Linked DNA regions of Mus musculus: region 1 is linked to region 2. A link is a contact called in ENCODE POLR2A ChIA-PET data. All regions are on one chromosome and are shown on one strand. The core of a region is the stretch at or near the end of the contact, and the rest is flanking DNA. Distances in the headings are between cores, read along the strand shown.

Region 1 (2,700 bases), core at 188-2,687, 350 kb after region 2:
AGCGTTATATATTCACATCACTGTCCATCATTGAAGGAAGCCAGGAAAGGAACTCAAACAGGACAGGAACCTGAAAGCAATAACTGATGCAGAGGCCATGGAGGAGTGCTACTTCCTGATTTACTCATTATAGCCTTCTCAAACTGATTTCTTACAAAACCGAAAACCACTTGCCCATGGATGGCACCACTCACAATGGGATGGGTCTTCCCCATCAATTACTTAGTAAGAAAATACCCTACAGCTGGAACGTGTGGCATTTTCCTCACTTGAGGTTCCCTCCCTTCAGATAATTTTAGCTTGTGTCAAGGTGACATAAAAACTATCCAGTGCATACATACATGGATGTAAATAGAAAGCACTATTTAATATTCAAAAGCTAACCTAAGCACCTTAAAAGGAATTCTTAGCCATCGAAGAACCAGAACAACGTGGCCTAGAGAAGGATATACACAACATAAGTTATTTTTATAGTTATGACTGAATGCATACACATTCTCTCTCTCTCTCTCTCTCTCTCTCTCTCTCTCTCTCTCTCATGTGTGTGTGTGTGTGAGAGAGAGAGAGAAAGAGAGAGAGAGAGAGAGAGAGAGAGAGAGAGAGAGAGAGAGAGAGAGAGAGAGTAGGATTACTGGTGTTTGGAAAAGGAAAGGCAGCTCTGGGAAACAAGAGGAGAAGGTGATGTCATGCATTTAAATCAGACAGCTGAGGTTTCAGTAATGGCAATGGCAAACAGGACTTCTGGTCCTTTAACCAAGTCCCACAGAGGTAAACTATTGCTGCAGCTGCCTCCTACAGCTCCGTATTCCTCCACTACTCTCTCGTGACAAGTCATCTTTGTTGTGCTTAATTACCTTAATTACCTTATGTAAGAAAATTTAATAATACCACCAGTCTCCCAAAGAAGGACCAATGGCTCACAGTTCCAATTCCCTTCTAAGACCTTGGGTCCGGGTCTCAAAAACAAAACAAAACAAACAACAACAACAACAACAACAAACGGCGTTTGTGATTCATAACTAAACTTGACTCCTCCCGCCTTCCGTAGAATCGGTTTTCCCTATGACGGGACCTTTAGCTTTAGTGGAGAAATGAAAGGGCGGAAGTGGGGGGAGGTTATGAGCTGTCTATTCGGATCTCCGAAGTATATTGTCCGAAGAGCAAAGCAAACATATTTGAACACGTTTTTGACATTTTTCTTCCAAAGAAATAGGCAAAGAGAAAGAGGAACTCACTCTCTTCACATTTCTTAACCCTGATCTCAACGCTCGCTGTGCTTTCGGCTTTGCCGGAACCTTTTAGACAGGCAGCTCCTGGCCACCCCAAAGGGTCCTCATTTTGAAAACAGGAGCGGGCCAATCGGATGCGGAGCGCTGTTTGGCGCTGGCATTTGAGCCACTGCTCAGGTGCGGTCGCGTCGGGTCTGATGTGTGCCGAGAAGGTGGGGCGCTGGCGGAGCCGAGTCACTAAGCTTTAGCGGGCCGGGGCCACAGGCAAGGCTGATGGGCTAGGGGAAAGGCTGCGTGTGAGACGGGGTGACGGCGGGGACCAGCCCGGGCAGGGACCGGGACTGGGGATCCCTGAGCAGCCGGCTGGCCCGGCTGGAGGGAGTAGCTTAAGGTTGCATTTCCATCTCAAGAAATCAGAGCGGGGAAGGCCACCCTGCGGGGAAGAGGATAAGTGGAAGTGTCCGGAAGCGAGAAACTAGCTGCAGGCGTTAGTCTGGGGAAACGGAAGAGTCAGAAAAAAGGGAAGTTTGTGGAAGTAACTGACAGGGCTGAGCGACCCGGAAAGAAGGCTGGTGGAAGTGAAACAAGAGTGAAGAGAGGCGCGAGAGAAGAAGGTCTGTGTAAGTGGATCGAGGGAAAGTGGAGGAAGAGTGCCAGAGGTGGCTGGAAGGCAGCGGAGCAGAGCGAGCCTGAGGGCGTTTGGCAAGTGGAAGAGTTGGTTGGTGGCAAAGAAAGTCAGGACCCGGAGTCGGCCTCGGAGAGTAGGCGACGTGTTCGGGATGTGGGATCAGAGACTGGTCAGATTGGCCCTGCTGCAGCAGCTTCGAGCTGTCTATGGCATTAAGGTCAAGGGTGGCCGCGGTCAGTGCGATCGCAGGAGACATGAAACTGCAGCTACGGAAATAAAGGTAAGTTACAACGTGTTGGGACAAGGGCATACCCATTTTATTCTGGATAAGAAAGACACGTGGTTAGAATGCAGTCTCGGTGGTGATGATCAGACGTGCCTCCCTATGTTGCCGTGGGTTTTTGTTTTGTTTTACAGTGCTAGGAATAGGATACCAGGCTCCCTACTTAAATACTGTGCCACCGATCTGGTAATCTGTCGTGTTTTAAACAAGCAGTATGTGGGGGAGGGGAACACACTATCCTGTCAGGCTGGGGTGGGCAGTCAGAACATTTCAAACGAATCATTAGGGAGACAGTCAGGCCAAGTTTAGAAATAGGCTTCATAGGATCCTTCTGTATCCAGCAATTTACGAAGAGGCCTGCTGCCCGACATTTTCGCAGTTTCTGATCTCTTTAGCAGAGTAGACATTACCCACCCAACATCAACATTTGTCCTTGACAAAACAAAGCTGTTTTTTTAACAAGCAAATTGAGAAACCAGAGTTGGTTGAAGTTTTTTGTTTTGTGTTGTTTTAATCACTCACTTTTGCTAAAGTCTCAGGATCCTCACCTCCACCCCCTG
Region 2 (2,844 bases), core at 23-2,522:
ACCTGAGAGTACAAGTTGATAAAGACTTAGCCCAGCTTCACTCAGCCACCTTCTTCCTACAAATTCAAGAAGACTCCTTAGCTGAAGTAGTCCTACAGAGTCAAAGGGCTCTAAATTTATTGTTCTTAAAAGAAGGGGGCTTATGTATGGCCCTTGGAGAGCAAGGTTGTTTATAAGTTAATCACTCTGGGGTAATCAGGGACACTCTGGTAAAAATTAGAAGTAACATCCTTGATAGGGAACAACAGAGAAAGAAAGAAAACAGAGCTGGTATGAATCCCTTTTGAATTGGTCCCCTGGGTTAACTTCACTCATCACAGCCTTGGTTGAGCACCCCCCCCCAGCCCCCGATGCTTATATTTTCTAATGATAAACTTTGAGTCCTGCATCATTAATGCCTTGATTTCCTTTATCAAGAACAGAATTTCCCCTGTTCAGTTGTTGGCCTCTAGACCTAGTCTATCAGCTTAAAGGTCAGTCAGCTCTGCTTTGTCTAGATAGCCTATATGTTGCAAATGTTGTAAATGCTGCAAATGCACCTATTCCATAGAAAAACTGGTTCTGATGCTTGCTCCCATCACAGATTTGTATTTGGAGTGTGCATTCAATAAATCATCCATTCCTTACTGAGATTGGTGTCTGAGTCGTTTGTGTGGCTATTCCTGGACCCTAATAAGGGTTCTATCATTTCACAAAGCTTTTGTATTTGGTATAATGTCGAGTATTTTACATGCATGTTGTCCAAAGACATCTTACATAAATCATCAAAGAAGACCCAAAATGCTGGGCAAAGAGTTTTCTATATTGTAAATGTCCAAAATACATAGAACTAGTGAAATCAGCAAGACCAGCCCCTGGCAGGACAATGGATAGGGCCCCTGAGAGAAGCTGATTCTGTATGCCTTCACCTCTTGGTCGTATTTACAGAAATATGAAATGCTGAGAACAGTCGTGATCTAGAATGTACCTAATACTGAGAGTTTTACCAACAGCCCTGAGCTTACAAAAAATTATGAATGGGCTTTGAACTCTAATCATGGATTCCAATAAGAGCTGGCGTTTTACAGTCCTTTCTGGGACTTCCACAATGAAGGGTCGGTAACAGTAGGGCAGAAAGTGCATGCATCCATTTAGAGTCTTCCTTTTTCTCTCCTTGGAAATTGCAGCACTGGGTGGATAAAAAGCAAGCAAGGGCCCAAAGATCGTGAGAGGATGTTTCCGGACGGACCACATTCAGAGCGCGCCTGAACGCCGCGCTTGCGCACTCAGCCAGTCGCCGCGCTGACCCTGCGGACGTGAGCTTGCCTGCCGTCTTGGCGAAACCCAGGCTCTGAGATGCGTCCCTGCCCGGCGTTTGCCAGCTCCGGGTGAGTGTGGAGGACCCCAGAAGCCTGCGTGCGAGATGGAACGAATCCCGGGGAGGGTCAGGCCTGCCCAAGTCCCGCCGAGGTTCCTGGGGATCCGAACAGGGTGCCACGACCTCGGCTCCTTGCATGTGCTTCGTCAGAGCGGTAAACTCAAAAGAGCTGAGCCCCGCGCCCCATCTCCTGGGGTCGAATCACTTATTTCCCATCTTTCACTCAGCTCTTCCCCTGCACCCCATCTTCTGGCTGCAGTCAGTGGAGCTTTCACCCTTGCCCTTCTTTTCTAGGCATGGGATATCACAGTCCCTGAACTCGGCTTGACCCCTGCAGACTCCTTACTTGCACAGCAGATGAGGCCAAACACATAGCTTCCGTCTAGGGAAAGGTGATGCATGGATGGTTCAAGGCCAAGAGAGTGGGCCATGGAGAGAAAAAGAAAAAAAAAAAAAAAAGAAAGAAAGAGGCGAAGACTGTTGTAAATGTTACCATAGATAATTCTCCAGTTGGAACTCTTAAGTTTCTCTACGGTGTTTTATTTCTTTCTTGTAATTTATTTTGTATTTTGTGATTTTCTTTTAAAGAGGTATTTGCAAAGACAGTGCTACTTTCAACCTTGAAACAACATTGGATTTTATCGATGTCAGTTTTTATAGTTACTTGGCTTAACGTTGTGTGAGCTCCTATCATGTTATAATGTCTGGATAGTCATTGAGGCACATCCATTGGTTTGTCATGTTTCACTTTAACGTGAAAATTAGCTTTTGTGTATTTTTTAAAAAGTTTAAAAAGCCAATGGGGGAAAAAAGATCAGGTGAATGGGATTTAAACCTCTAAGTCCACAGGGGGGATTGTGCTTGGAGTGTGGAAATCCCTGACCTTTTACTTATAAATAGGAAGTGAGATCACCACTTGCCACAAATGATTCTGACAAGGTAGGGTTCGCAGTAAGTGCGTATCCAATCCTAATACTAGTGATAGCTACTTGACCGCAGACCCTTTTGAGTACAGGAGCTAGAGGTAGCCAGTGCCTGTTGTTTATAATCATATAGTTGCCTTGTGTTGTTTTAGTGCGAGACTTTTTGTTTTTTTGAGAGAGGGTGGTAGTCTGTAGAATCAGTAAGTGGAAGGAGAAGTATACAAAAAGATTGGAGAAGTTCTTGAGTTCCCCACACTCAAACCCTATAGTTTGACCTTAGGCAGTTACAAGGTTTTGCCCACCAACTTCCTGGGGAGAAGCTGCCTTCCCATTCCATACTTAGTATGGAGTCAGTGCAGTACAGAGGTTTTTTTCCTCCCTTTAGCCCTTCACCAGCCCTCTCCTGGCACAGCCCATAGGAAAAAGGGAAAGCCCTTTGTTAGACATTTTCCTCTTGTGCACTATATCCATTAACACTCACTTGGTGTCTTTCTGTTTAAGAGAACACTGTTGCAGCAAGTGAAGGAAGGTTTGATTATTTAAGCTTGGCTCATTGTACTGATT

What was found. ChIA-PET counts read pairs that join two places held with the same protein, here RNA polymerase II (POLR2A).
Region 1: POLR2A ChIA-PET joins it to region 2 with 13 read pairs in Patski. The contact joins the promoter of Arhgap11a here to the promoter of Zfp770 in region 2. POLR2A ChIA-PET finds 5 or more read pairs at or near these places in 3 of 5 experiments (Patski and embryonic stem cell).

Annotation. Positions count from the first base shown.
Region 1 is chr2:113,847,398-113,850,097 of GRCm38, reverse strand. It overlaps Arhgap11a (Rho GTPase activating protein 11A), which reads left to right and starts at 1,437. Exons shown (of 12, transcript NM_181416.3): 1 at 1,437-2,137. The coding sequence starts at 2,009.
Region 2 is chr2:114,199,860-114,202,703 of GRCm38, reverse strand. It overlaps Zfp770 (zinc finger protein 770), which reads left to right and starts at 1,272. Exons shown (of 2, transcript NM_175466.4): 1 at 1,272-1,367.